2 separate regions of the Mus musculus genome follow, and region 1 is linked to region 2. The links are chromatin contacts, found by POLR2A ChIA-PET in ENCODE. All regions are on one chromosome and are shown on one strand. Each heading gives the region's core, a stretch centred on a gene start or an enhancer-like site at or near the end of the contact. The rest is flanking DNA. Distances are from core to core; before and after follow the strand shown.

Region 1 (6,825 bases), core at 255-2,754, 290 kb after region 2:
CAGGCAGACATATTGCACACCCTCAGCATTATAGGCCAGTCACCTGATTTTGAAACTGATTTTAGCTGACTATATAGAAATTCAGTTGACAAATGAGGTCTGAAAAATCTAACTGGTTTGCTTAAAATATGCAAATCAGCTTATTACCACCAGTTTCCCCTCACAATGCTTTTTGTTTAGTCTTGGGACATTCGATTGATTAGTGTTTCAGATCCCCTGGCATACATTTTTTTTTTTTCTCTTCAAGACAGGGTTTCTCTGTGTAGCCCTGACTGTCCTGGAACTCACTCTGTAGACCAGGTTGGCCTCGAACTCAGAAATTCGCCTGTCTCTGCCTCCCGAGTGCTGGGATTAAAGGCGTGCACCACCACGCCCAGCTACACTTTCTATTTCTGCTTCACTTATATGCATCCTCACGTCTCTGGAAAGTAACACTTGACAGCCTTAATGCAAGCCTAAGCAAAAGGCCACATTTTGTCATAAGCACCTGAGAGGCTGAATCCTATTTGTCCCACAGCCACAAGACAGAAGAAATCTGGTCAAGTGGCCCCTCCCTTCCGTGCTCACACTCACCAGGGCCCTCGATGGTAACCTGCAGGTCTGTGAGATCCTCCTCATTGGGGAAGACTTTAATGCCATCAGGTGGGTCTGCCGTCAGTGTTGTCACCTCCTTGTACACTAGGCGGATGATGTGGGGCGGCAGATTCTCCACATTGGAGTTCTAGGCACGGAGGGAAAAGGAGAGTGAGCAGCCTGAAATAGCTAGGATTAAGGTGGGTGGATACCAGAATCCAGACTTTAGAGGTCCGAGGTTGTCAATCACTGCCTGTCAACTGGACCTAAGATGCTTCTGGCTTTTGCCCCATGGCTGACCGGGACGGTGTCTCAGAAAAAGCTTCTACGTGGCTCAGCGTACCCGAACCTACCCAAAGCGCTCGTTAAGACGCGCATGGGTCCACTACTGGTTCCAGGTGGGCCTGAGGCCTAGCCGGAGCCCTTCCCCTACTTAGGCTTGAAACAACCCCATCAACCGCCGCCCCCCCACACACACCAAAAAGAAAAAGGCTGGACGAAATGGCGGCGGGATGTCTTGCTCCTTAAAACACCCATGGGCGGGCCGCAAGGCGCCCAAAGCCCTCCCCAAGGTTCCGAGGGCTGCCTGGGCTCCCGCACCGTTTGTTGAAAGGCCCTGGGGCCGACTCCTGGCTCCGGACGTTCAGCCATGCCACCAAAGCACTCAGAAGCTGGCCAGAAAACACTTGGGACGCCGCAGTCGCCTCCTCTGCCCGAGTCCCCAACGGCCCCTCGGGCCTCCCGCGTCACTCACCATGACTTCAGCCGGCCGGGGGCGGGTCCCCCCGGCCCCCTTCCTGCACTCCTCGGACCGCCGGCCGGGGCGGGGGGCCCAACTGCCGGCCGCTGTGGCCCTAGCGAGGCCCCCGAGGCCCCACTCCGCTCCCACTAATTCCGACGTCCGCTACGAAACGCTCACAACGTTACGTCTGCTCCTCGGTAGAACCGGCCGCGCGCCCAACACCGCACTTTTATAGCTACTCGCAGGCCCCGCCCCCTCACGGCACGTCTCGACCGCGTACGTCAACGCGCACGTTGCTGGGCGGTCAACGCTCTTTTCTCTGTTCTTGTCAGAATAGTAGCAGAAGTTCGAACCCAGTTTGTGAGGAGTGCTATCACAATGAGGGCTCACGCCGGCTGAGGAGTTGACCTGGGAGAACCAAGCGGCTAAAAACCTAGAGCAGAGAGAAAGGGGGCGCCCGCCGAGGCGACGTGGCCGCTGATTGGACCGTTTGAATGAGACGCCGCCACGACTTGGGGTGCGCGCGCGCGCTCCGGCCTGGAGAAAGACGCGCACGCGACTAACGGTTAGGCAGGGGAAGGGGCGGAGCGAGGGAAGACAGGACTGGAGGGGTTAAAGGGATGACGGAAGGGGCCTTGACCAATAAACAGGGGCGGTCGTGATCTGGACTTGTGGGGCAGGTAGGAATTGAAAGCTACTAATGGGAAGCCAGCTCAGTGTGATAGACTCCAACCTCGACCAATGAAATGTCTCAATTTCTTTTGTGTATGCAAATGTTACGCTGGGAGTCTGGCGACCTCACCTGGAAGCCATGGAAGGGCGGAAGTGTGGACATAATTTGTCTATGGGGCTCCATTTTGTTCTGCGCTCCTGTTATGTGTTAGGAAGCCCTCAAAATCAGGTTGGTTGACTCCGAGGGCTTGGACTTCCTGATCCTCTAGAGTATGACTTGTGACTTTTGCCACCATTGTTTCTGTAGGGGTGCCAGAGGAAGAAGTCAGGGAAGTCTCACGTCCTTATTGAGAGCTTTGTGACTGACCTCCAGACCCCATAGACTTCTGTTAACTTTTTGAGAGACAGAATTTCATTACTGGCCTGGAACTCCTTTTTCCCCCGGGGTCGGGGGTTGTTGTTTTGGCTTTTCTTTTTTTAGATTTATTTATTGTTTTATGTAAGTACACTGTAGCTGTTTTCAGATGGTTGTGAACCACCATGTGGTTGCTGGGATTTGAATTCAGGGCCTTCGGAAGAGCAGTCGATGATCTTAACCGCTGAGCCATCTCTTCAGCCCTTGTTTTGGCTTTTCAAGCCAGGGTTTTTCTGTGCAGGCCTGGCTGACCTTCCTGAAACTCGAGCTATAGACCAGGCTGGCCTGAACTCACAGAGATCACCTGCCTCTACTTCCTGAATACTGAGATTAAAAGTGTATGCCACCATACCCTGGCCTCGTTCCTTTTATATCCATCCTCTAGCCTATGGGATAGTGCTGCCCACATTTAGGTCATCTCTTCCCTCACCCATAATTAACCTCCTGGTCCTGTCCTTACATATACTCCCAGAGGCTCTTACTAACCATGAAGTGTTAATCCAGTTATGACAGCATGGCAGAGATCTAGAGAGAATTAAACTATCTGCAGTAATCCCATGCTGGGGAGAGAACAGACTGAAGCTTTGACTGCAGAGGAGTAGGACCTCATCTCCCAGGAAGAGATTTCACAGTTCTGACAACCTGTCTCATAGCTAAATCTGCATAAGCACATTTCTTGAGTCTTGTTTCATGTTTTCTGTAAAATTGTAGCTTTGCTAGAGGGAAAGCAGAAAGAAACAACCCTCTTCCCTGACAAGATCTGGCTATAGTTCTTAGGAAACTCATTTTCTTCACCAATTCTTTTTATTTATTTATTTTTATTTTATTTTATTTTATTTATTTATTTATTTATTTATTTTTTCCGAGACAGGGTTTCTCTGTGTAGCCCTGGCTGTCCTGGAACTCACTTTGTAGACCAGGCTGGCCTCGAACTCAGAAATCTGCCTGCGTCTGCCTCCCAAGTGCTGGGATTAAAGGCGTGCACCACCACGCCCGGCTCACCAATTCTTTTTAATTTATTTATTTTGAACATATAAATGTTTTGCCTGTATATATGTAGGTTCACAGTATGTATACCTGGTGCTCAGGGAGTTTAGAAGGGAGTATCAGATCCTCTGGAACTGGAATAACTGGTGGTTTGAACCACCATGAGGGTACTGGGAACTGAACTCAGGTCCTCTGTAAGAGCAACAAGTGCTCTTAACCACCAAGCTATTTGTTCTATTTGAGAACAGTATCCAAGAATGGAGTCATGTCAGGAGGATTTTGAGTGCTTGTGAGACAAGAGTCTTGTGACCTCTGTTTCGTCGAAACATGGAATTGTTCTTGGACTGTGTTTTGTACTCCTGTGCTCCTCCAAGATGTAGCAGCTAGGAGTGGCTTTGCTTCAGATTACCCCAATTGCTTGCTGATGTTATTCAGCTAAATGTTTAAACTGTACTTTACATACCTCTATGGAAAACAGGTTTTTGTTTCGTGTGGCTTGTTCTTGTGATTGTAGACAGTCTGAATTCATGAATCCTGTGGCCTTTCTTAACCCTCAGGGTATTACAGATCTCCATTTCTCAACATGTGGGCCTTGACCCCTTTGAGTCGGCGGTTGAAGAACCATTTTACAGGGGTTGCCTAAGACCATTGGAAACACATATACTTACATTATGATTCATAACAGTAACAAAACTACAGTTGTGAAGTAGCAATGAAAATAACTGTGGTTGGGGGTCATCACAACCTGAGGATCTGTGTTAAAGGGTTGCAGCATTAGGAAGGTTGAGAACCACTGGTATAAATTTTCTGAGGCTATGAATAAAGTAGGCTATTGCATGAAACTTTAGTCTGCCTGATTTATTGGTTCCATTCTCCCAGGTCCCACTGCCTTTAGAGTAGTTACAGTCCAGCCCCCTTATTTTACAAATTTTTGTCTTAAGGTTTTCTCCTATGGAGATGAGCTACAGGCTTCAAGATGACAGAACCAGTCAATCCTGTTTGACTCCAGCATGACTAGTAAGCAAAAGAAACAAACTTACATAGGGGTAACTATTCATGACTTTGGATTAGGCAATGGTTTCCTACACCTAATGCCAACAACAGCCACAAAACAAAACAAAACAAAACAAACAAACAAAAAAAAACCAAATAAATCCGACTTCATCAAAACTAAAAAAGTTCACGTTCAGAGGACCAAAGTGAAAAGATACGGGTTGGGGTATGGCTCAGTGGTAGAGCACCTGCCTAGACTCTGCCAGTGAAGGATTAGAAGTATGGCTCAGTGGTAGATGGTCTGCCTACAGTCCAGCAGCCTGGGCTACATGAGACTGTTTGAAAAAGCCAAACCAAACAAGGTGAGGATTAAAGTACTTGCCTTACAAGAAGGAATTGATCTTAAATTCCCAGAATCCACATAAAAGCCAGTTACAGTAGCAAGCATCTATAATTCCAGGAAAAAGATAGGAAATCCCAGGAGCTGGGAGGTCAGCTGGTCTGTGTATATAGCAGCAAAGAGGAGCCCTGCTGCAAACTAGGTGTAGGTGAGGGCTGACCCACTTATAGAACATGCACACAAAAGCCTGTGCTCAAACACAGAGCATGGACATGTGAACATACATCGTGCACACACACACACACACACACACAAAGAAAGACCTTGTTTCCATCTGGTATTTTGTTACATAAATGAGAAAAGCGACAAAAAAAAAAAGTAACTAATGCAGAGGTTATGAGTTGCTGTCAGAATTGGAGGTTTGGGAATGCTGGCAAGGTGCTGTAGTAGGGTGGATCTCTCTGACAAGGTAACATCTGAAACTGGAGAGAACGCTCAGGGAATTAAAACACTGCTGTCGGGCTGGTGAGGTGGCTCAGTGGGTTAGAGCACCCGACTGCTCTTCCGAAGGTCCAGAGTTCAAATCCCAGCAACCACATGGTGGCTCACAACCATCCGTAAAGAGATCTGACTCCCTCTTCTGGAGTGTCTGAAGACAGCTACAATGTACTTACATATAATAAATAAATAAATAAATAAATAAATCTTTAAAAAAAAAAAAAAACCACTGCTCTCGCAGAGGCCCCAGGTTTAGTTCTCAGCACCCACATCAGGCTGCCCACAACTGCCAGTAGCTCCAGGTCCAGGGGATCCGGTGCCCTCTCTGGCTTTCTCAGGTACCAGCACACACTTAATATACATACATTTATGTATAGCACACAAACACAATGTTTTCAAAAAGAAGGTGACATTGTCAGGTGGTGGTGGTACACACATACCTTTAATCTCAGCACTTGGTAGGCAGAGGCAGTTGGATCTCTGTGAGTTCCAGGCCAGCCTGGTCTACAGAGTGAGTTCCAGACAGCCAGCTCTACACAGAGAAACCCTGTATCAAAACCAAACCAAACCAAACCAAGAACAAGATGCCATTTGATGTCAGAGTTAAGAGAACCAAGGGAGGAAGTTGTATAAGAGTCTATAGAAAGACTTTGATGGCAAAGGAAACAGCTGGTATCAGGAGTGGGCCTGGATATTAGCAGTCTTCAAAGTATGTAGCAATCCTGTACACTATGTTCTTTTCTATTTCCTGTCTTCTCAGGGAGGCTGCACATCCTTTTATGTGCTGTGTGGATTCTAGAAGGTTCTCTGCACTATAGCAGCCTGAGTCTCTCTAAGCAGTCACTTATTGTCTTTCCATCTGTGCCTGCACCCCTGGGTAGGAAATAGACAGGAAGCTCTTGTCATCCTGGGTGGAGGGGATCTAGTGATTTATCAATATGTCAGTGGACTAGGTGCCTCCTCTAGTGACAAACCCAGAGCACAAAGCAGAGGGTCTGCATTTGGTAACACTCCCCCCCCCCCGCCCCCTTCAAGACAGGGTTTCTCTGTGCAGCCCTGGCTGTCCTGGAACTCACTCTGTAGACCAGGCTGGCCTTGAACTCAGAGATCTGCCTGCCTGTGCCTCCCGAGTGCTGGGATTACAGGTGAGCGTCGGTACCAAGCATTGAGGCTTTCAGAGCTGTAAAACCAGTGTCTCTGATGCAAACCAAAAGTAACCAAGGGACAAGGGGTAAGGCTCAGGCAGTACAATGCTTACCATGCAAGTATGAGAAACCAGAGTTTGATTCCCCAGCACTCAGGTAAAAAGCCAGAAAAGGTAGCACTCATTTTTGGTACCAGTACTAGGGAATCAAATTATCTAAAATTGACCATTGACCTCTATACACATGCATACACACACAATGGAATGCTATACACACACACTCAACAGGATTTGCAGTGGAATGCCTAGAATCAACAAGTATGGGAGCAAATCTATTCTCACACATGGACTTGACACAGGCCTTCTGAGTTAAAGTTGGCACTGTCCAACGGTAAGGGTCTGTGATTTATTCAAGAGAAATGATAACCAAGACTCAAATAGTGAGCAAAGGCCAAGAGCGT
Region 2 (6,685 bases), core at 313-2,812:
GAGTCCTTTCTCTAGCTCCTTCATTGGGGGCCCTGTGATCCATCCAATAGCTGACTGTGAGCATCCACTTCTGTATTTGCCAGGCACTGGCTTAGCCTCACAAGAGACAGCTATATCAGGGTCCCTTCAGCAAAATCTTGCTGGCGTATGTAATAGTGTCTGCGTTTGGTGGCTGATTATGGGATGGACCCCCGGGTGGGGCAGTGTCTGGATGGTTCATCCTTTCATCTCAGCTCCAAACTTTGTCTCTGTAACTCCTTCCATGGGGTGTTTTGTTCCCAATTCTAAGAAGGGGCAACACTCCCTATTTTCTACTTTTGTTTTGAGTCAGGCTCTTGTAGCTGAAGATATCTGGAATTGTGACCCAAACCAGGCATTTTCTCCTGCCTCAGCCTTCTGAGTGACAGGCATTCACTGTCCACGCCCAACTTTCTTAGCCTTTTCTTTAAAGTTATTTTATTTATTTATTTATTTATTTATTTTGGTGATGGTGTGTGCCTCGGTAAGTGTGTGTAGGTCAGGTGGCAACCTTTACTGAGTCATCTCTCTCTGTCCACCATTACTTGGATCCCAGGGATAGAACTTGAGCTACAAGGCCCTGACGGCAAGCACGTCTCCTTGCTGAGCTATATTATCGACCTTCCATGTCTTTCTAGAAGCCTTCCTTTTTTTTAATCCTTTGGCTGAACTGAATTGCTGCAAATCTGGGGAGGTGGGCCCACGAGGCAGAGACCCATTTTACAGACAGGAAAGAAAGTGAATGGTCCCTTGAATGAAGGCACCTAGGGAGAGGTGAGTTAAGGACTGGAATAGAAAGAAGGACAGCCAGAATCCATGTAGGGAAAGGGTGTAGGGAGGAATGTAAAGGTTCCCAGTTAGAACTCCAGAGAGGGCTGAGAATCCTACTGGTGGGGTTCAGGGTTTGGGAAAGGGAGGACAAGAGAGAAAAAGAGAACGAATATCAACGAGAGAGCAACTGTCCAGGTATTCCAAACCAGCTCCGTCAAAGCTTGGGGAAAAAACAGTGACTATCTGCAGTTTGCAGCTGCTGGCTACCTACCATCTGGCTCGGGCGACTCTGTCTCCTCCACATTCCCCTGGATGGCTCTCGGGCCCCTCCAGGCGGCTACTTCTCGGAACAGCTCTGTGACGTTGTGCTGCGTGATCTCGCTCGCAGTCTGCGGGGAGAAAGGGGGAGGTGCAGAGGTTAGGCTTTGAACAATAGGGGTGGGTAGGGGCGGGGCTTAATGTATACAGCCAGCCCCAAACTAGAATTCCTTGTTACTTTTCCGGGGCTGGATTTAGGACTTAGTAAGAGAACTGGATCATAGCTCTCCAAGATAGGGACCAAGAAGTTGGGGACAGAGCCTGTTACTTGGATGGAGACACTGGACCAAAATAAGAGGTGGAGCTCAAAAAAGCGTTGGCGCTACTAGGCGGAAAAGGCAGGCTTGGAAGGCCGAGAACAGGAACTTGTCTGCTGGCCCTAACCCTAGCCCCACCAGGCCCACACCTTGACTGGTTGTCCGTTTCTCGTCCGTAAGAGGCTTTGGTCGTCCGCCTCGATGCCAAAAGCCATAAAGGGCCCCGTGGCGATGTCCCCCCAGTATCCGCGCGCAGCCACGCGTTCCCCACGCTGGAAAAAAACCAAAGGTATGAGATCGCAAGTGAGGTCCAAATTGGGGACCTGTACTGGTAGATACCTAAAATACGCAGTCCAGGCCTGCGGTAGACACGCACGTGGCTCAGGAGGCGACCTGATGCCAGAGTCCTGTTGGGCACATGGTAAGCACTCAAGTCTCTGAGTTCAAAGGCAACACCTGTATCCCGCCAGCGTCGGAATTCCTGGATATGGATAACTTGGGCCTGGAGTAGAGGATAGGGAAAAAGGCCCTGATTAATCTGGTATAGGAACCCCAACCTTATACCTATAGGAATTCCTCCAACTTCAAACTCCAGGGTCCAGACCTCCTTCCTCAGACCTAGGTAGGAGTTTAGACCCCCTTCCTCATATATGGGGGCGGAGTCTCCGCCCTCTTCCTTCTCTCTGGACTCAGATGCTGGCCACCTGCTTCAAAGCTTCCTCACCCCTCGATCATGCAGCTTCATGCGTAGGTCCCAGTCGGCAACACCACGCCGGGCATCGTAGCGGGAACCCAGGTAGTGGCGCAACCTCGAGTCCCAAAGGCGACTCATGGGAAAGACTTCAGGTCCCTTCTCCCCACCAGACCAGAAACGGAACACGGCCTCCAGGGCATCCCGCTCGCGGAACTGCACAGCCAGGAAAACATGGAGAGTGACAGAGACGCAGTGAGGGCTCCCCTTCCATCCCATTAGGTGGTAGTGATTATGGGGGCGGAAAAAATGAGGCACAGAGAGCAAAGTCTCCCCTAACCCTAGGCCACAGTAGTGGGAGTTACAGAGGTGGAATTGTGGAATTAGGACACACACACACACACACACACACACACACACACACACACGCCAGCCTGCTCCAGCCCCTCAATTCCTCTGAACTGCTCATTTCCATTCTTCCTGCAGCCACCCAAATTTCAAGCAAATTCCACTTCCCTCCAACAAAGGTGGGCAGCTGTGGCACCTTGAGCAGCCGAAGACTAAGCCAGGGTAGTTGCTCCTCCAGGCGATCAGGCTCCAGGACCAGATTAGCCAGGTGGCTAGCCTGAGCGCGCAGGAAGGCAGCTACCGAGGGTCGCAGCAGCGCGTTCCCCCACAGCTCCAGGAAGGTCTCACTCCGCTCTGGAGGAGGGAAGGATGAAACAGGGAGGGAGACTTGACAAACTGCACCAATCCAGGAACTGCAACCACCACCCAGCACTGCTGATTGAAGCTGGGACTTCCCAAAAGCAAAGCAAGCTGACATATAGTCTCAAGTCTTGTCTTTAAAATATACTTTTAATAAATTAAACTTTTTATTCGGTGTGTGTGTGTGTGTGTGTGTGTGTGTGTGTGTGTGTGTGTGTGTGCCTGAGTGTGTACATCTGTTCACCATGGGCAAGATTTTTCAGAGATCAGAAAAGGGTGACATAGCCCCTGGAATACAATAAAACTATCTGAAAGCAAACCAAAACCAAAACCAAAACCAAATCAAAACACCCCAAACTCCACAATAAAGATGAAATAATTTAATATTGTAACACCATTTTTTTTTTGTCTTTTTCATTTGGTATTAAGGATGAAACCCACTGGGTGGTGGTGGCGCATACCTTTAATCCCAGCTCTTGGAAGGCAGGGGCAGGCAGATCACTGAATTTGAGGCCAGCCAGCCTAGTCTACAGAAGAAGTTCCAGGACAGTGAGGGATATACAGAGAAACCCTGTCTCAAAAACAAACAAACAAAAAGGATGAAACCAAAGGGACTTCCATGTGCTGGGCTCATTCTACCAAATGAGCTATTTGTGTGTGGGGTGTGTGTGGGGTGTGTGTGTGGTGTGTGTGTGTGTGTGTGTGTGTGTGTGTGTGTGTGTGTGTATTTGTTAGAATTTTACAAATCTTACAGAAGAGAGCTACAGATAAACTAAGTTCGAGTTGTTTAAGAACAATATATTCTCAATGCCCTGAGCTACAAGTGGCAATGACCAACTATACTAACAATAAAAACAACACCATTGCTTAGAGCAACTTGTGTCTATAATCTCCCATTGTGGAGCCTGAGACAGGAGGATTCCCAAAAGTCCAAGCCAGCCTGATCTACAACAATATATCTCTGTCTTAACTCCCCAGTGCCTCTCACCCCTAAAAATTTTATTCAGATGTACTAAGCTGTACTGAGTTATGGGACCTGGGGGCCAGAGGGCAAGGGTTAAAGGTACCTGCAACCAAGTTTGATGATGAACTGAGTTTGAACTTTGGAATGAATACAAGTGGTGGAAGAAGAGAACTGAGCTGGTGTTATAAGCCAAACACTACACATTTTTCTATAGAATCCTCGAATGGAGTCCTATTGGTGGGGGATGGCAAGATGGCTCTGTGGGTAAGAATGCCTGCTGCCAAGTCTAAGGATCTGTCCTTGAGACTCATACGGTAGAAGGAGGGAACCAACTCCCGTGAGTTGTCCTCTGACCTCCACTTGTAATCCGTGGCTCGCACATGCACTCACTAAATAAATATATATTAAGGCCCACATTAGTGGAATCTGCATTTTGCAAAGGATGACATAGGAAATAAAAACTGAAGATCTCTCTCCTCTCTCTCTCTCTCTCTCTCTCTCCCCCCCCTCTCTCTCTCTGCCTTTTACATTTTATTTATTGTGTGTGTTCCTATTATAACACATGTGTGGGTATCAGATGATGACCTTCAGGGGACAGTTCTCTTATAGTCCCAGAGATTAAGTCCGGATCATCAAGCTTGATCGAAGGCACCTTTACCAGCTGAGCCATCTTCACAGACTCCATTTGTTTGTTTTTTGAAATGGCATGTGATACACCCCACAAAACCTAAAACTGTGTAGCTAAGGACAACCTGAATTTCTGAACCTCTTGGCCACCTCCCTAGAGCTGTGACCTTGTGCCACCCTACCTGGGGCTTTGTGCACACTAGCGCTCTACTAGCTGAGCTACGTTTTCAAAGGTTTATTTATTTTGTATTTTTGAGACAGGGTTTCACTATGAACCCTGGTTGGCCTGGATCTCACTATGTAGACCAGGCTGGCCTTGAACGCTTTGAAACCCACCTGCCTCTGTCCCTGGAGTGCTGGGGTTAAAGGTGTGCACTACCAGGTCCATCCCATCTCCAAAGCTTTAAATCACACCATTGGAAGGCCAGTATCTTTGGGGGTGGGAGCTTTGAATTTGAATGCTAGAGTCTTTTGTTTCATTCATTCATTCATTCATTCATTCATTCATTCATTTTGAGACAGGGTTTCTCTGTGTAACCCTGGCTGTCCTGGAACTCAGAAATCTGCCTGCCTCTGTTACCTCCTTCCAGCCCAGCAAGGCTGGCTGTGACCATCCACCACCGCCTGAGCGGAGCCACCTGCTGTGCTGCTCCTTTGATGTGCCACTACCTGCCTGAGGCTCAACCTGCCAGAGGCCTGAACCGGTTCTCTTCCAAGAATCTTCCAGAGTTAACACCGAACTGCGATCTTTGCGAGTTCCCACTAAAAGGCTGACCTATCTACTTCAAAGGAACTTTGCTTGGCCAGGGACGGGCCTCCCCTTTTCTTTATAAAGCGTGTTTGCTGACATTAAAATTGAACCTTGAGCAGAAAGCTTGTCTTGGTTCCTTCCTTATCTCGCGCAGCCTAGCCCTTCTTCTCTTCCAGGTTTCCAACATGCCTTTCCAGCCTAGGACCCAAAACATGTGGTCGGCTGGCCGGACACAACATGCCTCTGCCTTCCAAGTGCTGGGATTATAGACATACCCACCTCCCTGGCTGAATGCTAGAGTCTTAAGCAACTGACCTTGGAGCCCCATCTTCTCAGGTTCCTCTAGGGCTAGACTGAAGATCAGCATGTGTCGGGCTACCGCTTCCAGATTATTCTCCAGCACATAAAACTGCACGAGTGACAGACAAGACAATTCTGCAGACCTAGGAGCCCAGAACACCAGCCTCCCCCAACACCCCTGTATGGAGATGGAACCCAACCAGGGACCTTGTAAAAGTTAGAGCAGCACTCCACCACTGAACTCCATTCCCAGCACATCCCCCCCCCCCCCTGTTTTTCTTTCTATTGTGAGGCATAGTCTCATTAGGTCGCCCTTGAACTCTCTGTTGCCCAGGATGGCCTTGAACTTACGATGCTTCTCCTGCCTCAGCCTCCGGAGCAACTATGATTACAGGCTTTAACCACTAGATCCAGCTTGCTAGGTCTCTCTCTTAAGCCATAAGTCTAGATTCGAGATCACCCCTCACACCACTCCTGGAGACCTGATTTTTTGTTTTGTTTTGTTTTTGGTTTTGTTTCGTTTTGTTTTGTTTTGTTTTGTTTTTTTGAGTCAGGGTTTCTCTGTGTAGCCCTAGCTGTCCTGGAACTCACTCTGGAGACCTGATTTTTTGGGGTTTGTTTGTTTGTTTGTTTGTTTTGAGACAGGGTTTCTCTGTGTAACTCTGGCTGTCCTGGAACTCACTCTGGAGACTAGGCTGGCCTCGAACTCAGAAATCCACCTGCCTCCCAAGTGCTGGGATTAAAGGCATATGCCACCACTGCCCGGCTGGAGACCTGATTCTTGGGCTCTCGCTCTTACTGAAGCCCAGGGGCCTCAAATCCCAGGACCTTACTTCCCTAGGACAAGGTCTGAGACTCTTCAGATCCACAGCCTAACCTCTAGGACCTGGAAACTTTCATTGCAATCCTCTCTTCTCTCAAAGGCTCAGGAATCGGCCGTTCATTCCACTCCAACCAGGATCCCAGAATCCCAACTCACATTGAAGCTCCTGAGAGGCCAGAGCGCTGCCCTGGCCAGGGTCCGCAGCATGTGTCTACCATCCACAGAACCTAACAGCAGGGCATCCAGTTCTGGGACCTTGCGCTCTGTTTTCGACTGTGAATCTGGGTCTACAGGAGGACCTGGCAAGACGATAGCAGGCAGAGTCGACTGCTCGTCTCTCCTGCAGTTAGCTAACTTTAGAAGTTAAGAAACCAGCAGGCTTGATACGCCGAGCCTGGATTCCAAAAAACAGCGATACCTTTGCCTTATAGCACTCAGTATTAACCCTTCTCCCCAA

What was found. ChIA-PET counts read pairs that join two places held with the same protein, here RNA polymerase II (POLR2A).
Region 1: POLR2A ChIA-PET joins it to region 2 with 14 read pairs in embryonic stem cell. The contact joins the promoter of Ube2s here to the enhancer-like site in region 2. POLR2A ChIA-PET finds 5 or more read pairs at or near these places in 3 of 5 experiments (Patski and embryonic stem cell).

The regions. Positions count from the first base shown.
Region 1 is chr7:4,810,836-4,817,660 of GRCm38, forward strand. Ube2s (ubiquitin-conjugating enzyme E2S) reads right to left here and starts at 1,505. Exons shown (of 4, transcript NM_133777.2): 1 at 1,328-1,505; 2 at 574-721. The coding sequence starts at 1,330.
Region 2 is chr7:4,525,354-4,532,038 of GRCm38, forward strand. It overlaps Dnaaf3 (dynein, axonemal assembly factor 3), which reads right to left. Exons shown (of 12, transcript NM_001033548.3): 3 at 6,385-6,527; 4 at 5,421-5,514; 5 at 2,600-2,757; 6 at 2,089-2,271; 7 at 1,741-1,866; 8 at 1,514-1,636; 9 at 1,061-1,178. Among named protein-coding and RNA genes, the nearest start is that of Dnaaf3, 3.8 kb to the right of the region's middle. Within about 2 kb of position 1,563, at least 1 of the 3 ENCODE cell types and tissues checked has a DNase peak (open chromatin) inside an H3K27ac peak, as active enhancers do.